Regions from separate parts of the Homo sapiens genome. Here region 1 is linked to region 2. A link is a loop called in an ENCODE intact Hi-C map of the cell type or tissue named here. Cell type or tissue: HCT116. All regions are shown on one strand. Links, peaks and the distances in the headings refer to the core of each region. The heading gives the core; the rest is flanking DNA. Region 1 has its middle 29 kb from the start of LINC02065. Region 2 overlaps MAST4 (microtubule associated serine/threonine kinase family member 4).

The links. Peaks named below come from ENCODE experiments on the same cell type or tissue, not always from the same donor. Only the 100,000 strongest peaks of a DNase experiment are listed, where the experiment ranks them.
Region 1: a loop joins it to region 2, with 5 times the contacts of the local background. A loop is called at or near these places in 4 of 110 quality-filtered maps.

What each region holds. Positions count from the first base shown.
Region 1 is chr5:66,232,819-66,244,854 of GRCh38, forward strand. No RefSeq gene overlaps it. Among named protein-coding and RNA genes, the nearest start is that of LINC02065, 29 kb to the left of the region's middle. RefSeq lists an enhancer at 940-1,522. In HCT116, for the core only: a CTCF peak has its summit at 6,380 (motif pointing right); a DNase peak (open chromatin) is centred at 6,403; H3K27me3 peaks cover 832 bases.
Region 2 is chr5:66,750,860-66,762,895 of GRCh38, forward strand. MAST4 (microtubule associated serine/threonine kinase family member 4) reads left to right here. Exons shown (of 29, transcript NM_001164664.2): 2 at 8,850-9,003. Among named protein-coding and RNA genes, the nearest start is that of MAST4, 160 kb to the left of the region's middle. In HCT116, for the core only: a CTCF peak has its summit at 6,559 (motif pointing left); a DNase peak (open chromatin) is centred at 6,542; H3K27me3 peaks cover 2,835 bases.

The DNA.
Region 1 (12,036 bases), core at 2,720-10,719, 520 kb before region 2:
GATAGCAGGATGGAGAAGCAGAAAGTCTCCTTGTGCTGGCATTCTGGGCTGATGACCTGGGGCCCTTTCACACGTCATAGCAGTCAGCACTAACACTCGGGTCATGACCAAATGAAGTGTCTGCAGCTGGCAGCCGTGATGAGCTGGTCTGGAGCTGAGGCATACCTTTGTTTTTCCTTCCAATGATGGGAGTGACTGCTTCCCGCTTTAACAAAACAATACGTGAGCCATCTGGGCCTCCTTCACATATCCTGAAACACACCACACCCACTGGTCTATGTGGCGATTGTTACCTTTGCAGAAAAGCAACGTGCCCCTCACCAATATTTTCAGAGGCAATTGGATCTTTCTCCCCTCACTGTGTTTTCTGTTTCTTCCTCAAGGGAGGTATCCCATTAGGCCATAAGATTGGAAGGCAGTATAGACTAATGATTAAGCCTACAGGCTTAAACCGGCCTGCCCATGTTACTAGCTATATGGCCTTGTGCAAGTTAGTTAACATGTCTGAGCTTCAGTTTTCCCATCTGCATAAAAAAGAGAACAGTACCCACCACAGAGTGGTGTTGAGAAAATGGCTTAGGGGATCCTGTACATTGTTTAGCATGGCTCCTGGCATGTAAATACCAGGTAAATACTCCACAGGTGGGAGTGTGGATAAGAGTTGGTTTTTTTTTTTTTTTTTCCCTGCCATCGGGGAAATTTATGGAAGATTTACACCTGCTTACTCACTTGGGAATTCTTTTACTGCATTTTGCTCTATTTTTAAGTTGATTTTTGTTCAAACATCCAACTCTGAATACTGTGTTTTGGAGACCAGTCAACATTACTCCATTACTCTGCAGGACGGCATTGATCCTTTCAAAGGCGTTATGAAGAAGCACATCTTCATTGCTTAATAGAGAAAAACAGCCTACCTATTTAGCGAAAAGCCTTATTGTTTATAACTTCCATTTTCCACTCTTGCTTTGTCTTTTAGAGGAAAAGCTAACCTTTTGATTTTGTATCCTGCAGAGTTTTACGAGATCCTATGTGCTAGGTCATCTCTGTAACAGAAAAAGGGCTTAGAGACAAGTCTGGGCAGTGAGTGGGAGGGAAATAGTTGTTCTTCTTTGAGTCTCACTGGACCATGGAAGCCAAGTGTGTATTGGAGGAGGCTGGTTGGCATAATCAAATGGTGTTGACGATCCAGACATAGCCCCCTTGGCCACCACCAGGCAATGTAACTAGGTTTGCCATGTGGCCTGCATAATGGATCTCATCATGTGGGCACTGAGATAAAATTAACTGGTGGAAATCATGCTTGTTTTGTCTCTAAAATGTCCAGAAGGCCTTCAGTTTGGCTGCCTTTTATTTTGCTTGAGCAATAGCTTTGCAGACAGCACATTTCTGAGAGGGCCTGACAAAAGGGGAGAACCTAAGCCAGGGGGAACTCTCCAGCCTGGTGCTGTGGGGTCTGCATCCAGAATGGGGTCCAGCCCTCTGCCTCTCTGTGTGCGCGGGAGGATGTGGCTCAGCAGTGCTGTTGAGCCCCTCACAGGCTGCAGGAATGCATCTAAGAAGAGAAAGTGTTTCCTGCTACATGTCACCCACAGTCTGTGGCCGTGGAGATCTCTCTGTCACGGTCAGGATCTCCTTCCTCCTCCCTCCTAACCCCAAGGCCTGACCACCAAGACGCCACTGTCATGTCTCAGCACCACAGGCCCAGGACTTGAGCGGGAGCTCATGGAAGGCTTTGTGCTTGGGGGAAGCATCTCAAAGTGCTGGACTAAAGGCTCTGGACATCTAGATCAGTGTTCTCTGACTGTCGCGTGCATGGGAGCCACCGGGGTGCTTGTTGGTGCAGGTTCTGCTTCAGGAGGTCTGGGTTAAAGTCCAAGATGCTGCATTTCTAACATGCCCCAGGCCATGCTGATGCTGCTGGTTCTGGGACTACAGGTTGAGAAAGGAGGGTCTAGAGCAGGTCTCAGAGCGAGGACCACCCATCAGCAGCAGCCGCACCCCCTGGGGCCTGACCCTAGATGTGCTGAAACTGTAACTCAAGGGTGAGGGTCTGCAGTCTGTGTTTCAGCAAGCTCTCCAGGCGATTCTGGTATTTGCTCAAGTTTGAGAACCCCTGGTCTGGGTACAGGACTACTCAACCATTCTGGCATAACCAATGTGCTTTTTCTCAGAAATGACAGAGGGAAACTTAGAATATTAAAGTCTTTATGTTTGAAGGTAAAGTTCCTGGACCAGATCACAGTGTAACAAATCTTTACATCAGCTGTCCACATCTGGCTATTTTCATTTGGCTAACAATTCTGAAGAAAGGCAAACAACAACAACAACAACAACAAATCACAAAGGAAGTCCACGCTCTCCTTTTAAAATTCACATAGTACTGAATGTTATAATTGAAGAAGTGAAGACTCTCCCTCCCATGTCTCTACCCGTTTCCTGTGGAGAGTAACCACTGTTCACATCTTGACGTGTAAAGCAGATCTTTTTCTTCGAACAGTTAAAAGTTTATTTACAAACACACTATCTAAAGCCCCCTCCCCTTTTTTATTGAGTCGATGTCTCGCTCTGTCACCCAGGCTGGAGTGCAGTGGTGCGATCATAGCTCACTGCAGCCCCGACCTCCTGGGCTCAAGCGATCCTGAGATCGCTCAGCCTCCTGAGAATAGCTGGGACTACAAGCGTGCACCATCATGCCCAGCTAATTTTTTGATTTTTTTTGTAGAGACAAGGTCTCACTGTGTTGTTCAGGGTGGTCTTGAACTCCTAAGCTCAAACAATCCTCCTCCTGCCTTGGCCTCCCAGAGTGCTGGGATTACAGGCATGAGCCACCACACCCAGCCAAAAGCCCATTTTTAAATACAAAAATTACATTGCTGGCCTGGTGCGGTGGCTCATGGCTATAATACCAGCACTTTGGGAAGCCGAGGCGGGTGGATCATCTGAGGCCAGGAGTTCAAGACCAGCCTGGCCAAGCAGTAGCCGTCCCTACTAAAAATACAAAAATTAGCCAGGCGTGGTGGCGGGCGCCTGTAATCCCAGCTACTTGGGAGGCTGAGGCAGGAGAAGCACTTGAATTGGGGAGGCGGAGGTTGCAGTGAGCCGAGATTGCACCACTGCATTCCAGCCTGGGCAACAAGAGCAAAACTCTGTCTCAAAAAAAAAAAAAAAATTATATTGCCTTAACATTTGTGAAATACTCCAGACACAGAACTAATATAAAGCCCTTAATAATCTCCTCAGTGATAGGGATGCAAGGAGCATTTGTTTTCTAATATTCGACCCCAGTTCCTGACACAGAGCTCCTAATCCCAGGAAATGTCCTGGGTGATTGGAGTTTCTTTTGTTCTAATGAAATAACCTTTAGTGGGTTCCTGGATGGTTATGGTCACCAGGAACACCCAGCCCTGATTAGAAACCTGAACTTTCAGCCCTCCCCTCCATCCTCTGGGAGGGGAGAAGAGTTGGAGATTGAGTTAATACTCTATCATGCCCACATGATGAAGCTTCTATCAAAATCTCTAAAGTGTAAGGTTCAGAAAGTTTCCAGTTTGGTGAACACATCCATATGCTGGGGAGGTGGCACACCCCAAGTCCACAGGGACAGAAGCTCCTGTGCTGGGGACCCTTCCAGACCTTGTCCTACGTACTTCTTCATCTGTATCCTGTACCACATCCTATATAATAAACTGGTAAATGTGTTTCCCTTAGTTCTGTGAGCTGTTATAGCAAATTATTGAACCTGAGAAGGGGGTTGTGGGAACCCCCAATTAGTAGCCACGTTGGACAGAAGTGCGGGTAACCTAGGACACGTTACTCGTGATTGCTGTCTGAAATGGGGGGCAGTCTTGTGAGACTGAAGCCTTAACCTGTGACGCAGGTGCTGACTCCAGGTAGTGTAGTGATTGAATTGTGTACACCTGCTGGCTTGTGGAGAGTTGGAGAATTGGTTGTTGTGAGAAAACTCCCCACACATTTGGTGTCAGAAGCGAAGTGTTGTAAGACTGAGTGAACACTTTGGGAGGTCAAGGTGGGTGCATCACCTGAGTTTGGGAGTTCAAGACTAGCCTGACTGACATGGTGAAACCCCGTCTCTACTAAAAATACAAAAAATTAGCCGGGCGTGGTGCTGGGTGCCTGTAATCCCAGCTACTTGGGAGACTGAGGCAGGTGAATCGCTTGAACGCGGGAGGCGGAGGTTGCAGTGAGCCGAGATTGCGCCACTGCACTCCAGCCTGGGTGACAGAGTGAGATTCTGTCTCAAAAAACAAACAAAAAAAGAGTGGGTAAAGAAAAATGAATTTTTCCTTTTCAATATTGTTTTCCAATTTGTTCATTGCATCTCATCTTCTTGCACAGGTATGTGGACATTTCTGAAAACCTTAAGACCATAGGGCAGCTAGCTCTGTGATCACCTTGTGTTGGTGTAGGGGCGCCCTGGCACGGCTCTTTCCCACAGTGAGCTCCTGATGGGCAGGCAGGGTCCAAGGCTCCCTGCTGTAGCTGGGCTGCAATCTGTCCACTTCTTCTCTGGATACTGCTCTAGAGAGGGCAGGTGAGAAAGCACACACCTCACTGCCTGCTTCTGTTGAAGGTTGTGTAAATGTCTGTCTTTCTTCCCACATTCCATTTGGTTGGAAAGGACAAGTCTTTCTCTCTTCTCCTTATTTAATAGAATCAGTCTGGGGTCGTATCTTGAGTCCCTTCTATGCTGTGAGAAAACTTGATGATCTGAATTGGTGGACAAGGCTTCCAATACAGGAGCAGTGTCAGTCTGGGGTCAGTCCCATATGGCAGCAATCGCTCTGGTTAGTTTTAACATACATAGATTTAATACTTTTTGTTGGACAGCCTAGGGGAGGAGGTTCCAGTTCCTTGCAGAACAGCACTGCAGAATTAGCCCACCAAGGGTGCGGCCACTGCTACTGGGGCCTCGGTAAACCTCTGCCTCAGCTGCAGGACTACACAGCCTCAGCCAGCAGCCAAGCCAGTAGAAAAGATCACTGTGCTCCGCCAGCCGAAAAGCCACCTCACTGAGGCTTTGCAGATCTTTTGTGGCATGTCTGCTCAGTTGAGTTCTCAGAGTGTCAGGGAAACAGTCTTGCTTGCCAGCCTCCAGTGCATGCAGCAAGGTGGGCTGGAATGGCAATGCATGAGGTGATCTGCAGTACCTCCCAAGATCTGAAGACTGGATAAAACAAGGATGAAAGTACATTGGCTTTATATTCTCCCAATATTGTTATCAGCATAATTCCATAGCCACAATGCCCTTAAGCCTCATGTGTTTGAATGCTTCTAGAACTTGGTTTAAAAAAAAAAACTGTTTTACTTCTTTAGAAGTTCATCAGGCATGATATAAAGTGATGTGTCCTTTCATTTGTCCTTCACAAAGTGCCCAGTACCGACATCTCCAGGCCAGAACTAGGGGCTAAGGGGATGTCAAAATGAAAAAGGAGAGAGCCCTGACTCCAAGTCTAGTGGGGATCCATAGGAACCGCCTAATAATTGTGATCATCACCACTGAGCAACTACTATGTGCAACTTAGTGGCTACATTTCACACATCATCTCATTCATGCCTCAGACCAGCCCTGCCAGAGAAGGATATTCCTTTGACAGATGAGCAATCTGAATTTCAAAAAGGTGGGGTAAGTTATCCATTGTCACAACCAGCACATGGCAGGGCTGGAATTTGATCCCAGAACTGGGCAAAATGAAAGTTGATGCTCCTTACTTTCTATCACTGTTTCCTATAATTGCCTAAGATTTGGAACACAGCTACACATGCAGCCTCATCACATTTTTACAGATTTAAACCAAGTGTCAGCAAATTACGACCCGTGGGGTCAAATCCAGCCAGTCACCTGTGTTTTGTAAATATAGTTTTATTGGAACACAGCCATGGCTATTCGTTTAAGTATTGTGTGTCGCTGCTTTTGTGCTACAACCGCAGCATTGAGTGGTTGTTGAACAAATGGCCTGCAAAGCATGCAATATTTACTATCGAGCTTTTTCCAAAGTTGGTCTTGGTTTAAACAATTCCAAGTGGATTCCTTTTTATCCCTTTTCTATCCAATAAGGGAACAACAAACTCACTATTCAATGATTTAACGTTTCTGATTGCTTCTAGTTTTGTTTTGTAAACTTTCCCAAGTATGTGATGATGTGAGGCAGGGAAGTCCAGTCGTGTAGAGGGCAGCTCAGCCTTTGATAAATCTGCTCTGAGCACTGCCACTTACTAACTCCATAAGCTTTGAGAAATTGCTTAATCTGCCTAAATTGATTTGTTCTCATTTATTCACACCTTAATTTAAAAATACTTATTGAATACCTATGTGTGGCAGACACTGTTCTACGTGTTGAAGACATAGCAGTGAACAAAACAGGTAAAATCCACAACCTCATGGAGTTGTCCTTCCACCAGGTGGAGGCAGACACTCAAAAAAGAAGTAAAAGTTTGTAGTAGAAAGATGACAATAAGTGTCATGATGAAAAAGAAAGCAAGAAAGGGGGACAGGAAATTTCAGGGCAGGGAGAGGGTGGTTGTGGGGCTGCAGTTTTAAGTAGGGTGGTCAGGGAAGCCCCAGTGAGAGTGGGATTTTTGATTGAAAACTGGAAGGAGGGAAAAGAGGAAAGTAGTGGAAATATGGAGGAAAGAACATTCCAGGTAGAGGTGTCCAAAAGAACAAGAGCCTGAGGCAGAAGTGTGTCCGGCACACAGAAGGAACAACGAGCAGGCCAGAGGGCCTGGAACAGGTTAAATGAAGGGGGTCCAGCAGGAGAGGAGGCCCGAGTGATCAGTGCTGGGGCCATCAAACCAGCATCTGCTAAGTTATTGTAAAGATGTTGGCTTTTACTTTTAATGTGATGGAAAGCCAGTGGAGAGCCTTTTGAGGAAAGAGGGACTTAACGTGATTTAATTTTAAATGTTTAGTTTTTTTTTTATTGTTGTTTGTTTGTTTGCTTTTTGAGACAGAGTCTCACTCTGTTGCCCAGGCTGGGGTGCAGTGGCTCGATCTGAGCTCAATGCAACCTCTGCCTCCCAGGTTCAAGCAATTCTCCTGCCTCAGCCTCCTGAGCAGCTGGGACTACAGGTGCCTGCCACCAAGCCTGGCTAATTTTTGTATTTTTAATAGAGATGGGGTTCACCATGTTGGCCAGGCTGGCCTTGAACTCCTGACCTCAAGTGACCCACCCACCTTGGCCTCCCAAAGTGCTGGGATTACAGGCATGAGCCACCGTGCCTGGCCTAATTTTAAATGTTTTAAATGGTCCACTTCTGGCACTGTGTTGAGGAGACACTGGGCATGAGGAGAGTGGACAAGAATAGAAGGCGTGACCAGGTAGAAGGCGACTGAAAAATTCAGGTTAGACATTATGGGGGTTCAGACCAGGGTGGTTGTGGTGAATTGGAAAGATGTGGTTGGATTCTGGCTATATTTTGAAGGTAGATCCAACAGGATTGCATGACAGGCTAGATGTGGGATGTAAGAAGTATAAAGGTTTTTGGTTCATACCTGTGGAAGAATGAGACAGCAGTTGGGGCAGGTTTTGGGGAAAGATAAAAAGTTTGATTTTGGATGTGCTCAGTTTGAGATGGCTGTTAGACAATGGGAATATGAAGTGGACAGTTGGATTTATGAGTTGGGATGCTGGAAATTGACAGTATGGAGGGGTGCTTTATTGGTAATGAATGGTAAGGGTGTGACCGTGGGAATGAGTGGCTGAGGTAGATCTTAAGGACCTGAAAAAGATCATCCACATGGGTATTAAAATCACCAAGAATTTTGATACGGGTACCGCTGAAGAAAGTGGCAGTCAGCCAAACTCAAAACTCCTACGGGAATTAGGGCAGTAATGTTGGGTGGGGGGCTCAGTGGATGACTGCCATAGAGGGCCACTGGATGGGAACAGTGTGATGACATAGGACATGGAGCCTGGGGGAAGGGGCTTAGGGAAGAAGAGGAATCTAGAAATGGCAGTGAAGGGCAGAGGACAGCTATCCCATCCCTGACCAGTGGTTGAAGAGGCATGAGAGAGAAAATGTCCAGCACTTAAATCAGCTGCAGGAGAAGCAGCATCCTCAGGCTTCAGTTAGAGCAAGAGGTGAAGGAAATGAGCCCAGAGGAGGCTAAGAAGAGAAGTGACTTTCTTTTCTTTTTTTTTTTTTTGGAGATAGAGTCTTGCTTTGTTGCCCAGGCTGAAGTGTAGTGGTGCAATCTGGGCTCACTGCAACCTCTGCCTCCCGGGTTCGAGTGATTTTCCTGTCTCAGCCTCCTGAGTAGCTGGGACTATAGGCACCCGCCACCACACTGGCCAATTTTTGTATGTTTAGTAGAGACGGGGTTTCACTATGTTGGCCAGGCTGGTCTCAAACTCCTGACCTCAGGCAATCTGCCGGCCTCAACCTCCCAAAGTTCTGGGAGTACAGGTGAGAGCCATTGTGCCCGGCCAACGGGTGATTTTCTTGAGGACTCATTGTGTGATCCAGCAGGTGTGGTGGAAGAATGTCAGAAGCTAAGGGTGGGTAGTTGTAGGAAATAGGGGTCAGAAAAGACACACAGATGCTTTGGAGTCCTGGGCTTCTTATGGTGGCTGATGTAGCAGAGATAAAGGATCTGATGGTGACAAGGCAGAGGGTGTAGTCAGGGTGTGAGTGACGGGAGAAGGAAGGGCAAAGAGGTCTTGCCAGAGCACTCTGAGTTCTGCGGCCCCCTTGGCTCCTGCAAATGGAATTGGCAAGGCTGGAGTGGGTAAGGTCTACCTTGCGGCATAGGGCTCTTTCTCGTTCCTGGAGTGGGTGATGCTCCCCCTTGCGTTCTGCCATCAGAGTCACGGAGGTCATAGCAAGGAACAGAAATCTAGCTTTGGAAAAAGAGCTCGCTGGAAGATCTCTCATGGGCTGCAAAGGCTGCCTGATGTTGGCAGCGGGAGCTCACTGTACCTCTTTCCAGTCTCTGCTGCTAAGACTTAGCAACCAACTTTCAGTCTCTCTTGCTGTCAGTTCAAATTTGGGCTTTTGAATGGCCCATTGGACAGCACCAGGTGGTAAAAGCATGTTTCTTGGGAAGTTCCATTTCTGGATTGTGGGGCAAAGATCGGGGAGTTCAGGAGATTGAAGATGATTGTGAATTGGTCAGATACTTGCCAAAGTGTCTAATTCACTAAATTTAAGCATCTCATCAGAAGTGTGTCTGTGGGGTAACAATAGTATTCTTCTCATTCAGTTGAGCTGAATGAAATGAGATAAATGTATAGACAGCACTTCATACAGCACCTGGTATCCCGTGGGTACTCTATACCTCTCAGCCATTAGTTTTAGAACCATGGGGTCTGGTAATTTGTAATCTTACTGAGGGACAAGTTTGAATTGTTCCTGCTGTGTGTGAATCATTGGGCTCAGGAGGAAGTTGGGGATGAGGTGTGTGTGTGCTGGACAGGATGGGAGTGCTGAGGTCTGGCTAGGTCCCCAGCAGGACTCCCAGCAATGAGCACTGACATTTCAGCATGGCTTTGTTGTTCTTTATCTGGGTCTGAAGGGTGCACACTGCATTTCTATTTGTATTTTATTGCTTTTTATTGGGGAAATTCTCCTATAGAAACTTGCTTGAACATGGGGACCCCTGATGGTCTGGGGACTCATTCTCTGCTAATGGCAAAGGCCTCGGTCAGTCTCCTTTGGTGCCGTCTGCTATAGCAGCCCCTTCATCTCTCTGACCTTTACGGCTGGACTCCGCTAGCTTCTTTTGTGTGGTTTTCCACTTAGTTTCTATTAGGACAGATCTTGAATGTGAGCAGCCATGCATTCACCCCTGGATGAGAATTCTAGTTAGCTCTTTTATTTGGTCATTTAGAATTTATTGGCTTATGTATCTATCTGAGCACTTGTGGATAAATGTGGGCATGATGCATGGGTATGCCCTCTATTGTGTGCTTTAAAGAGATCATAAATGTATCGATGGAAGTTGTATGATAAGAAAAATGAGGTTTGTGCTGAAATAATTTGGGTTCCCACTGAGAAACCTTGAGGGCACCTAAATGTACTAAGTCTGTAATGTATTATTGAAGAGGAGACTATTCTCATTCAGATCACAGTGATTTGCAGCTACTGCAAGGTCATGGAGACCCTTTCTGTGATCACCTCTGGATTGTCCCAGGTAGCAGAGAATGCTGAACTGCTGATATCAAATGCTGATTTTTCTGATTTCTTGCTTTATTGCTGTGGATCTTGCTGTAAAGCATGGGCACAATTTTGGGGAAATAAACTGCTATAGACTTGAGGAGAAAAAGCCCTAAGGCATTTTTTTGACATGAGCCATAAATAAAATACAGTGGTAACTGAGAAAATAGATGGCTATAAAAATTCTTTGAGCATGTTACTGATAGTATTATTTGATCATCTTCCAACAATTTATCCCATCAGATGTCTGAAAAGAGTAGAGAGGTGACCAAAGACAGGTGTTGTAAAATAGATTATTTTGAAAATATTAGCATTTTTATGCCTACCTGCCAGTGACAAAGTTTCTAAAGCCACGGGAGTTTCCTCATGATTATTTATGACAAATGATGAGCCTACAATAAAGTCTCTTATCAGTACTCATGTTCAGTCAGGATTGCCATTGAAGGGGGCATGGAATATACTGGTTTGTTCTCTTTATACGATCACGGTGTTTTGTTACTTCATTCTCTCTGGTTTTAAAGGATTTCATGGCAAAATACATACCTTATTCCTTTAAGTGGATTTTAAAGTAACCATGCTGTGAAAAATACTGCATGGTTATTATGAAGTATTTTGATTCCATTTGCCTGATTCTTGGAAGAGGAACATTTATACAGTTCTGTTATCAACTTGAATGGAAAAGAATCGTATTTTTATTACGTAGAAAAAGTCATTAGGGTAAACAGGACGTAAGCATTAGACTTTGTGTATGGATAAATATTTCAATTGTCACAGACCATAAAACATTGCACCCATAATATACAATTAACTTAATTCTAGACTGAAAAGCAGAGGAGTCTGGTTTATTCCTGGCCCTGTGTTGGGTCCCTCTTCTCTGACCTGGCTATAGCCTGACACCCTCCATGCTATCTTGTGGCAATTCAAAGAGCTCCTGGGCCACGGTGGGGCAACTTGCAAAGCAGCTTTCTCACAAGCCATTGAGAGAGAATGGACGGTGTTCTAAACGTAGATTTGGTGTAGGATGTAATTCTGGCATCTGGATGGCCCTTCCTGAGTGGGCCAGGGCCGTTTTCACATGCACTTGTCAGGGCTGGTGCTGGCATGCAGACTAGGACTGCATTAGCCCCAGGGATTCAGCGACCATGTGGCCCCCCACAGAGATTCCTATCCACCTGCAAGATGGCAATGTTGGACTCCAAGTCCACCTCTGTGCCCCTGTCCCAAAAGAATGCAGCTGCCATTTGTGTGAGATTTGACACACCTTCCCCCAAAGCCAGGATATGATAGTCCCCATGTAGGTGTAGTTGACATCTACTTGAGGGCCTCAAGACCATTCCTATCATTTTTTCCCATCTGACTTTCCCACCTCCAGGCCTTTGCAGAGACTCTCCCTTCTGCCTGGAACATGCTTTTCACCAGCCCTTCTCTTGGCTACTTTCTACTTGTCTTTCAGAACTTAGCTTAAAGTTCCTTCCCCTGGCAGCCTTTGGAGCCCCCAGGCCTGACCGAGACGCTCTTCTAATCCCCCATACTTCTGTTAGTGAAGCCCTTCCTGCTCCAGAGTAAAATTTTGGTTTGTATAACTGCCTCTCCCACCAGGCTATGAACTAGTTTCTCCGTACTTTCAAAAACTGCTTCTCTTTTACATTTAAATATTTAACTCATCTTGACTTTGTTTTAGTGTAAAATGTGAGGTAAGGATTTAACTTTATTTTCCAGATATTACTTACAGAAGAATCCTTTCCTTAGCCTTTTCCTTGTCTACACTGAGAAGATTACGACATATCATTCAAAATTTATTGAGAGACCTCTCTACGTGCCAGCCACAGTGGTTGATGCTGGGGATGCAGAAATGAGTAA
Region 2 (12,036 bases), core at 2,565-10,564:
AAGACAGCAGTAACCTCTGCAGACTTAAATGTCTCTGTCTGACAGCTTTGAAGAGAGCAGTGGTTCTCCCAGCATGCAGCTGGAGATCTGAGAACAGGCAGACTGCCTTCTCAAGTGGGTCCCTGACCCCTGACCCCCAAGCAGCCTAACTGGGAGGCACCCCCCAGCAGGGGCACACTGACATCTCACACGGCAGGGTATTCGAACAGACCTGCAGCTGAGGGTCCTGTCTGTTGGAAGGAAAACTAACAAACAGAAAGGACATCCACACCCAAAACCCATCTGTACATCACCATCATCAAAGACCAAAAGTAGATAAAACCACAAAGATGGGGAAAAAACAGAACAGAAAAACTGGAAACTCTAAAAAGCAGAGCGCCTCTCCTCCTCCAAAGGAATGCAGTTCCTCACCAGCAACGGAACAAAGCTGGATGGAGAATGACTTTGACGAGCTGAGAGAAGAAGGCTTCAGACAATCAAATTACTCTGAGCTACAGGAGGACATTCAAACCAAAGGCAAAGAAGTTGAAAACTGAAAAAAATTTAGAAGAATGTATAACTAGAATAACCAATACAGAGAAGTGCTTAAAGGAGCTGATGGAGCTGAAAACCAAGGCTCGAGAACTATGTGAAGAATTCAGAAGCCTCAGGAGCCGATGTGATCAACTGGAAGAAAGGGTGTCAGCGATGGAAGATGAAATGAATGAAATGAAGCGAGAAGGGAAGTTTAGAGAAAAAAGAATAAAAAGAAATGAGCAAAGCCTCCAAGAAATATGGGACTATGTGAAAAGACCAAATCTATGTCTGATTGGTGTACCTGAAAGTGATGCGGAGAATGGAACCAAGTTGGAAAACACTCTGCAGGATATTATCCAGGAGAACTTCCCCAGTCTAGCAAGGCAGGCCAACGTTCAGATTCAGGAAATACAGAGAACGCCACAAAGATACTCCTCGAGAAGAGCAACTCCAAGACACATAATTGTCAGATTCACCAAAGTTGAAATGAAGGAAAAAATGTTAAGGGCAGCCAGAGAGAAAGGTCGGGTTACCCTCAAAGGGAAGCCCATCAGACTAACAGCGGATCTCTGGGCAGAAACCCTACAAGCCAGAAGAGAGTGGGGGCCAATATTCAACATTCTTAAAGAAAAGAATTTTCAACCCAGAATTTCATATCCAGCCAAACTAAGCTTCGTAAGTGAAGGAGAAATAAAATCCTTTACAGACAAGCAAATGCTGAGAAATTTTGTCACCACTAGGCCTGCCCTAAAAGAGCTCCTGAAGGAAACACTAAACATGGAAAGGAACAACCGGTACCAGCTGCTGCAAAATCATGGCAAAATGTAAAGACCGTCAAGACTAGAAAGAAACTGCATCAACTAATGAGCAAAATAACCAGCTAACATCATAATGACAGGATCAAATTCACACATAACAATATTAACTTTAAATGTCAATGGACTAAATGCTCCAATTAAAAGACACAGACTGGCAAATTGGATAAAGAGTCCAGACCCATCAGTGGGCTGTATTCAGGAAACCCATCTCATGTGCAGAGACACACATAGGCTCAAAATAAAAGGATGGAGGAAGATCTACCAAGCAAATGGAAAACAAAAAAAGGCAGGGGTTGCAATCCTAGTCTCTGATAAAACAGACTTTAAACCAACAAAGATCAAAAGAGACAAAGAAGGCCATTACATAATGGTAAAGGGATCAATTCAACAAGAAGAGCTAACTATCCTAAATATATATGCACCCAATACAGGAGCATCCAGATTCATAAAGCAAGTCCTGAGTGACCTACAAAGAGACTTAGACTCCCACACATTAATAATGGGAGACTTTAACACCCCACTGTCAACATTAGACAGATCAACAAGACAGAAAGTCAACAAGGATACCCAGGAATTGAACTCAGCTCTGCACCAAGCGGACCTAATAGACATCTACAGAACTCTCCACCCCAAATCAACAGAATATACATTTTTTTCAGCACCACACCACACCCACACCTATTCCAAAATTGACCACATAGTTGGAAGTAAAGCTCTCCTCAGCAAATGTAAAAGAACAGAAATTATAACAAACTATCTCTCAGACCACAGTGCAATCAAACTAGAACTCAGGATTAAGAATCTCACTCAAAACTGCTCAACTACATGGAAACTGAACAACCTGCTCCTGAATGACTACTGGGTACATAACGAAATGAAGGCAGAAATAAAGATGTTCTTTGAAACCAACGAGAACAAAGACACAACATACCAGAATCTCTGGGACGCATTCAAAGCAGTGTGTAGAGGGAAACTTATAGCACTAAATGCCCAAAAGAGAAAGCAGGAAAGATCCAAAATTGACACCCTAATATCACAATTAAGAGAACTAGAAAAGCAAGAGCAAACACATTCAAAAGCTAGCAGAAGGCAAGAAATAACTAAAATCGAGCAGAACTGAAGGAAATAGAGACACAAAAAACCCTTCAAAAAATTAATGAATCCAGGAGCTGGTTTTTTGAAAGGATCAACAAAATTGATAGACCGCTAGCAAGACTAATAAAGAAAAAAAGAGAGAAGAATCAAATAGACGCAATAAAAAATGATAAAGGGGATATCACCACCGATCCCACAGAAATACAAACTACCATCAGAGAATACTACAAACACCTCGACGCAAATAAACTAGAAAATCTAGAAGAAATGGATAAATTCCTCAATGCATACACCCTCCTAAGACTAAACCAGGAAGAAGTTGAATCTCTGAATAGACCAATAACAGGCTCTGAAATTGTGGCAATAATCAATAGCTTACCAACCAAACAGAGTCCAGGACCAGATGGATTCACAGCCGAATTCTACCAGAGGTACAAGGAGGAACTGGTACCATTCCTTCTGAAACTATTCCAATCAATAGAAAAAGAGGGAATCCTCCCTAACTCATTTGATGAGGCCAGCATCATCCTGATACCAAAGCCAGGCAGAGACACAACCAAAAAAGAGAATTTTAGACCAATATCCCTGATGAACACTGACGCAAAAATCCTGAATAAAATACTGGCAAACCGAATCCAGCAGCACATCAAAAAGCTTATCCACCATGATCAAGTGGGCTTCATCCCTGGGATGCAAGGCTGGTTCAATATATGCAAATCAATAAATGTAATCCATCACATAAACAGAACCAAAGACAAAAACCACATGATTATATCAATAGATGCAGAAAAGGCCTTTGACAAAATTCAACAACCCCTCATGCTAAAAACGCTCAATAAATTAGGTACTGATGGGACGTATCTCAAAATAATAAGAGCTATCTATGACAAACCCACAGCCAATATCATACTGAATGGGCAAAAACTGGAAGAGGAGTGGAGTAGGAAAAGATTGGATTGATTTGGACAAATATATATGCTAGCAGGGATACAGTTAAAAAGTTCAATGGTTATTTAGGAATTACCTTTGGAGTTAGCTGTGTTCAAAAATTAGCATATTAGTTTGGTATATGGAACAGATTCTTTCAAATGATGTGGTTTGCCATAACCTAAGGGTCTTTTCCACACATGAAGTGTTCAGTTTTTCAAAATACTAGAGACTCACTTTAGTTTCCAGTATGTCACCTTGAATAACAATTAATATAATTTTATTCTATTTTTTCAATAATTAAAGCCCTTTATGGCATGTGTTTTCTATTTTTTTCCTGTTATATTTTAAAGTACATATCAGAGATTTGCAATTGATTTGCTCTTTCCACCAATATTTACAGGTGCTTTTTATGTAGTTTGCAGTGTTCTAGGGATACAGCAGTGGACAAAACAATATAGTGCATAATTTCATGTAACTTTAATTTTAGCAGGGGGAGAAGAGCAAGAAACAAGTACCAAAGATCTCATATGTCATGTGGTGATAGATGCTCTGAAGAAAAATAAGAACAAGGAATAAAGGTTGAGCGTGCTGTTTTACATAGGCATTTACAGAGGGCATCCCAGGAAGAGTGACATTTGAATAGAGACCCAGAGGACAGAGGGGGCACAATAGCTAATATCTGGAATGTGTCGCAGGTAGAGGAAATGATAAATGTAAGGTCCTGGGTGGGAAGAGCCTGGGGCATCCAAGGTCTGGCAAGAGACCAAGGTGGATCGAGTGGAGTGGCAGGAGCTGGGACTAGAGAGAAGGACTCCAGCTGTGGAATTGGAGCATCTGGCTTCATTTTAGAAGGGTCACTGCTGTGGTTCTGAGAGGATGGAAGCACAGAGACCTCTTGAGATGCTATTGCAAGAGAGAAAGGGGATGGCAGGGACAAGGGTGGTAGGCATAGAAATGGTGAAGTGATCTTGGGTGTATTTTGGAAGTTGAGCCTGGAGGATTTACTAGTTGGATATGGAGTGTGAAAGAGAAGTTAAGAACAACTGAAAGATTTTGTGACCTGAGTAGCTAGAGAAAACAGAATTGCCATTTACTGAAATTGGAAAAAGCTTTCTCTTTCTGCTTATATGACCACTGTTAATATTTAAAAACTATGAATTACAGAACCCATGTGCTTGGGAATAGAAGTGTCTGAAAATGAGGTCGGAGAAAATTGTCAGTTAAGAGGCTGAAAGTTCTGTTTGTGGACAGTTCTAATATGCCTTTTTATAGACAGATGGGTGGTATTACTAGGGCATATAGCCGTAGATAAAGAAATCTGTGGTGCTTATTTGCAGATGGTCGTGATGGTGATGGCGGAGACATTAACAAAAATTAGATCGAGGCTTGTAAATGATGTGCCTTCATTTTTACTTTTTAAAATTTATTCTTTTAATTGAAAAATAAAAATTCTACATATGTATATGCATCATAATGTCTTAAAATATGTATGTGTTGTGGAATGGCTAAATCAAGCTAATTAACATATGTATTACCTCACATGCTTATTTTTGGGGAGTGAGAACACTTAAATCTACTCTGTGATTTTCAAGAATACAGTACATTGCTATTAAATGTTAACTATGTGCTTTTAATTCATCTTCATTGATATGGCCAAGCCACAATGTCATCGTGGAGGATCTGTTTTTTTCTCAGCCTGATAATTTGTAAAACAGCATATAATGGGTGGGGGCAGTAAATACAGAAAATCTAGGTATAGAATTCTGGTGATTGGCATTTCTATAGAACTGACAGTTTTGGAAACTTTCTTTCAATTCTGCCTCACACTTCCCTTGGTTATATACCTTTTATCCCTTAAGATGCTAACATGTTTCCTGTGATAAACTGCTAGCAAGAGCGGGTGTACATCCCTCACTTGTAGGTGGTGTCCTGTGCCCCTGTCTGACTTCTGCATTCAATAATATTAAAGGAATCCTTCCAAATTTTCTATGGCTCTTGTTGGAGGTGGTAAGAACTAACGTAGGAAATTTTAAGCAAATCCAGTCACACAAATCAGTATTTACTATTGGTGCATGAGGTAAGGACATATTGCTGTTTCAATGCAAGATACTTTGTGGCCAGCAGCATGTAGGTGACCACGGAGTAGGACCTGGCCCTCTAGGAGTACACAGCCTGCTTAGGGAGAGGAACCACAAGTATTTGAAGCAGGGGTATCATGCCCAGGCTTAGATGCCCTTGAACATCAGTGAAAGTTTCAAGACAGCCTCTGTCTTTAGTTCAACTCCTTGTAGTATGAAGACTTTGGGAGTCTGGAAAAGTTGGAAAACATTAAAATGGAATCATTTAAAGGACGAAGTCCAAAGTGACATGTTTGATGTCTACCATAAGCTCTAGGGTGTGATGAAGTGTCTTAAAAGGGATCATGAGTATTTGACTCAGGACAAAAAATGAAAAATAAATTGCAGGGCTGCAGTGGACCGTTTTGAGAAGCTTTGACTAATTGTAGAAAGAATAGTAAAGCCACTGACAACAGAGCAAATTTGGAAAAATGATCTATTTAGAGAGAGCCTGTTGGGAGTGTGATCGGATGTGAAGAGGAAATGGGATCTTGGAGCACTGCACTATGCTTATAGGTTTTCTGCTCATACTGTGCCTGAAACATTGGCAGCCCTCACAGTTCACTGCCTCAGTTTTCCCAGATTTAAAATAATACTCCCTTCTTGTGATTTTGATTAAAAACCTTGGCTTGTGGACTAACAGCTCATGTCTATATATGTGCGATATGTGATGAATTAGGTTTTTTTTCTGTTTTCTCCTTGATTTCCTTCTCTTTCTTCCACATTTGTTTCATGTCTTTTATGGCTTTCCTATTTAGGAATTATCTTCTTTCCTCTGCTTGTTTTTCTACCCGCTGTTAATTTGTGATACAGCAGTCTTCCCCAGAGTAATTAATTGTAATTCTACAAGCTGAAAAAATTTAACATCAGGTGAAAAATAAGTAGCAGATGCTGATGAACCTTAAATGAGAAATATTTGTATTTTATGCAGCTGTCACTCATAATTAAGAGAAAATAAGTAAGTAGAATGGACCCTAACTTGTTTGATTGCTTCACAGGGTAGGCATCCATTCTTAGTGCATTTACTAGGACTATTAAATAGTAGCTGTTATGGAACATTTTGTTCAATGTCTATGGCACATTGCCACCTTGTGGCTGCAGATTTGTCTTGTGATGTAAAAGTAAATTTTTTAATGTTAAGTCTACCTGATATAATCTTATGTTACATTTTTCCTGGTATTTATACGTTACCTTGCTCACAAAAGATTTGAGACACCTTATAAGACTACATAGAATATAGGATAAGAGAACTTGAGAGAATATTCTTGTTCTTAGAACAGGCATGTTGAAGTATTGAAGTATTTGGAGGGGGGTGAAGAATCATACTGCCTGCAACCAACAGTCCCCGTGCATGTGTGAAGAGGAGAGAGAGCAAAAACGGTGTGACAAAAGGTTAACTCGCCACTGAGAATATGGGTGTTTACCGTTCCTGTAACTTTTCTGTAGTTGCAAATGTTTTTCTGAAAAGTTTCTAATTTAAAAATTGGCAGAAAAAATAATTGGGGTATGAGCACAAAATGGAGCCAAAAAGGAGGCAAAAATAACCTCTACATTCTTTAATGATCTGACTCTAGATGAACTCAGTGATTTGGTTCTGCATTTTCTAGAGGCTATATGGAAACTTCTCCTTGGAGGCCCTCCTAAATAGGACACTGATGTAATAAACAGCAGCCCTCGACAAATACCTTGTGATAAGTTCAGCTCTGCATTTGAAAGGGTGTGTTTTTTTTTTTTCCTTTTTCCCAAGTGCACTCTGGAGTCCCTTTTTCCTACTGATCTGGCTTTGATCTTGGAGTGGATGGGCTGCTAGTTCTTCAAGGGCCTCTCACTAAAATACTGACCGGCAATGAGTGTGAGATGGTACTTACAGAGAAGTGCTTGAAATCCAGGTGTTAGGTCTTACTAATGAATACAGTTATGCTTAGGGGAATCTTTTAGCAGCTAAGCCGATGAGGTCTGTTCTATCTCAACTAACTTGGGAAGGGTTGCTCATAAACAGGATCAAATTTCCTTTTGTGTAATAGTTTTATAGAACTATTATTATTAAATAAATAGAAATAAATATTTCTATTTATTTAATTATTTTTTATTTATTTTTTGAGATGGGGTCTTGCTCTGTTGCTCATGCTGGAGTGCAGTGCTGCAGTCATGGCTCACTGTAGACTTGACCTCCTGGACTCAAGAGAGTCTCCTGCCTTGGCTTCCCAAAATGCTAGGATTACTGATGTGAGCCACTGCGCTCCGCCTGTGCAATGACTTTGAATATGATGCAGTGCATGGACAGACAAAATGGATGACCTAGTCTCCAGATTTCTATTTCTTATAAATACATCCATGATAATCTTCACCTGAAAAAATTTGACAAGTATAACCAGGTGATCACCTCTTTTCCCCATGAAAACAAAACAAATCTCAGTGAAGCGGCTCTTAAAATGCCCGGCTTTGAATAATGTTACTTGACTCTTCTGTTTTTAAATTTCTACAGAGTTAACCTTTTTATGTACTTTTTTGAGGGATCTTTAATAACTAACTGGAAGTATGTAGGTGTATATGAAAATTTTTGTCCTTTGCAGCTGTCTTAGACACATATTCATATGTACTTACTTGAAGGTGAACATTTTAGATGGTATGGCTCTATTAAGTATGAGAGGCTTTCTTACAAAAACAGGCAGATCTTGAAATAAGTGTTGTGACACAAGGGATTCTTTTGTAGAATGCTGTCTCTTGAAGTGACTTTGGTTTCTCTGATTCTTGTGACAGGTTTTCTTTTAAAAAGCTATAAAGTGACGTAGGGATGTATTGATTTCCATTAAGGGCTAGGGTACTTAGAAATTTCTCTCCTGTACAACATATATTTGTGAGCAATATGTGAATTTTCTTTTGTAACCCACTAAAGAGAGTGATCTATTGCTTCTCTACAGAGCGACAATCTTCAATTTTGGGGGAGACCATGTACAGAAAGACATGTTTTATATAGTGACCTAGGATACACACACATACACGTATAACTGAATAAAACATTTCATGAAACAATCCTTTCCCTTTCTTCATTGGACTGTGATAATTTCTGTTCTATTGCATTAAAAAACACCAGTCACAATCTACCAAACTTGATTTCATGACCCACTAATGTGCTGTGACCCACAGTTTGAAAATCACTGCTGTCGAGATTTTGCAGCAAGCCAGACTCTCTTTCGGAAGGAAGATGTGACAGTGAAATTCTAAATTCTCTAACGTAGCAAAATTGAACACAGTGTTGGGAGAATGGAGTTTGAGAAGGAAAAGAAAGGAAGAAAAAGTGTGAATGATTGGTCTTTCATTCTAGGCTGTGTTGATGCCCTAGCCAGTGATGCCATTCTTCCTCTTTCTGCAGCTTGACCACATATTATCCCCTCCACCCATGCCGTTTCGGAAATGCAGCAACCCAGATGTGGCTTCTGGCCCTGGAAAATCACTGAAGTATAAAAGACAGCTGAGTGAGGATGGAAGACAGCTAAGGCGAGGGAGCCTGGGAGGAGCCCTGACTGGTGAGTCGCAGCGGCTTGGATGAGAGAAGGAATTGCATTTCTTTACAAGGTCCTGCATGGCCCCAGAGTTCCACATGTAATCAGCTTTCTTAAGAATGGGCCTGCCTCTGCAGACCATTTCATAAAAATCTTATCTAATCCAGAAAGCAGTTAAATTGAAAATTTTATTAATAAACTTTGCTGAAATATAATTTACATGCAGTGACAATATCCCCTATTTATTTATTTATTTATTTATTTATTTATTTATTTATTTATTTATTTTTTGAGACAGAGTCTCGCTCCGTTGCTAGGCTGGAGTGCAGTGGTGTGGCATGATCTCGGCTCACTGCAACCTCCGCCTCCCAGGTTCAAGCGATTCTCCTGCCTCAGCCTCCTGAGTAGCTGGGATTACAGGCACACACCACCACGCCCAGCTAATTTTTGTATTTTTATTGGAGACGGGGTTTCACCGTGTTGGCCAAGATGGTCGTGATCTCTTGACCTCGTGATCTGCCTGCCGTGGCCTCCCAAAGTGCTGGGATTACAGGTGTGAGCCACCGCACCCGGCCAATATCCCCAATTTTAAGTTTATGTTTGGATGGATTTTTGCAAATTTATACCTCAGTTTAACTACTGCCGTGATCAGGATATAAAATGTTTCCCATGCTCTTCCTAGTCAAACCCACCCTCTACTTCCACCCTCAACTCCAAATCCTTGGCCCTAGGCAGCCATAGATCTGCTCTGTTATTATAGATTAGATAGACCTTATCAAGGGGTTTACATTAATGGAAGCAGAGTATCTACTCCTTTGGTCTGGATTCTTTTGCTCAGTGTGATGTTTTTAAGATTCACCCATGTTGTTGCGTGTGTTAGTAGCGTATGTTTAACTTTATAAAATTAGGTTCTAGTGTTCTATACTACTGTAGGATAACTGTAATTAACAAATATATATAATTTCAAATAGCTAGAGGAATGATATTGAATGTTCCCAACACAAAGAAATGATAAATGTTTGAGATATGATGAATATGCTAACTACCCTGATCTGATCGCTATACATTATATGATTGGAACATCACTAGTACCTCATGAATATGTATAAATTATTCTTTGTTAATAAAAATAAAATTAGAAAAGAAACTGCTAAACGGTTTTCTAAAATTGTGCCATTTTACATTCCTGACAGGTATGGATGAACGATCCAATTGCTGTGCGTTCTTGCTAACCTGTGGTATTGCCAGTTTTAAAAATTTTAGCCATTTTCAGTGTTACATAGATGTATCACATTGTGGGTTTCATTTATGTTTCCTTGGTGACTAGATAATCTAGAACACCTTTTCAAGTGCTTATTGGACAATTATTTGTGTCTCGTGAAGTATTGGTTCAATTCTTTCACCCCTTTTTAAATTTCATTGTTAAAATTGAGAAATTTTCAAATCCAGAAAACTCACAAATTATTTTTGACTGCAAAATACCCAAATTAAGATAAGTTAAAGCCTAGCTTTTAAAAGGTAACTCACCACTTAAAATTGTATGTTATTAACTATATACCACTGAAAGCTGGATTTCTGTTATTTCATCAGAGTACTTTTTCCTCTAGATATAAATATTTTCACGGAACTTTGTTTCTTAAAATCCCCAAACAGAGTTTTCTTTCTACATGATGGTCTTGTCTACCAGTTTAAAAATGGCCTGGAAAGTAAGTTGAATTACTCATTTTTTTTTTTTTTGGAGAACTATGGATTTTGACGTTTTGAAGATGAAATTTCTGGGAACAGAAGTGCTACTGCCACATGATTAGTGGAGTCTGGGACATCTGACCCTGTGTGCCACTCTGCTGGAACAAAAGGCCAAACTACCTCAGGCCAAGGGGGAGAAATTCATCAAAAAAACTGCTGCAGTTTAAGGCAAATCTTTTCCCTTGAGTTTACTGATGCTCTTCTAATGCTTGTTAGGATATTTTTCTTTGCTTTCATTTCATAAATGCAGACTATTTGCTTTTTAAAGTAGGAGATCCCAAAGATTATTCTCTTGTAGGTAAGAAAATTAAATCTTAAAGGTTAAAAGACTCATCCTTTTATTTATTAATTTCACTTAGGAAATTTACTTACCTTGATTCAACTATTTTTGATAGATAGGAGGGGCAGTAATTATTCTATCCATTTTTGCTAAAGCAGTTTACATAAAGCTTTAAAATAATGCAAGGGTATGGCTGTTGATCAGATATATGATCTCAAACATGAAATTTGGCCTTTAGCTTTGAAAATAAATAGCCGGACTTGATTCTCTTGTCATAATTTTAACAGCTCTAGCAAGTCAATCCTTAGACAATTAGTTCGCTACACAATTACTTTTGGTAACTAAGTCTTTGGTCAGATAATTTTTTTAAATGTTTAATAGTCCTTAGAAGAGCTAAAAAAAAAATCCATCGAACGTCAGCCTGTTTTTGAAGACAGTTCCTTGAAAATTATATTAGAATATGAAAAAAACATTTTTAATTGTTCCTCTGTATGGTTTAGCTGAAGATTTAATGAAATAATATACACAAAGCAGCTAGCCCAGGCAGCTGTTAGTATTATGTGCATAACTAATTGAATTTGGGGGGATTTGGAGTTGATGGGTGGCATGGGCTCATGGAAATGAGTTTGGTACCCTTATCGACTGGCTTGCTACTTGGTGTTAGGCACTGTGTTCATGTCAGGCTAGTGTCAGATGTTGGAGCACAGAGAAGACAGCATCTTCCCTGATCTTTAAAAAATGTGTTTTCCACTAGTTTTAGGTAACCAAATAATCACATGTGATCTCATCTTGGGACATACCCTGTTGCTAAACTTAAAATAAGTCTTACTGGTTTTTCCATCAGAGGCCCATGCCTGATCTAATCTGTTACTTAACAACTGACCACCTTCTCATTGTTTTACTTTGTTTTAATCCAAGGATCTTTTCTTTGGCAGCATTCTGCTTTCCTTAAAACAAAGATTTTTAGTTTATGGTTGGACAGTTTTGCCAACCAATTATCCTTGATAAGGTTCACTAAACTTTTAGCTTTT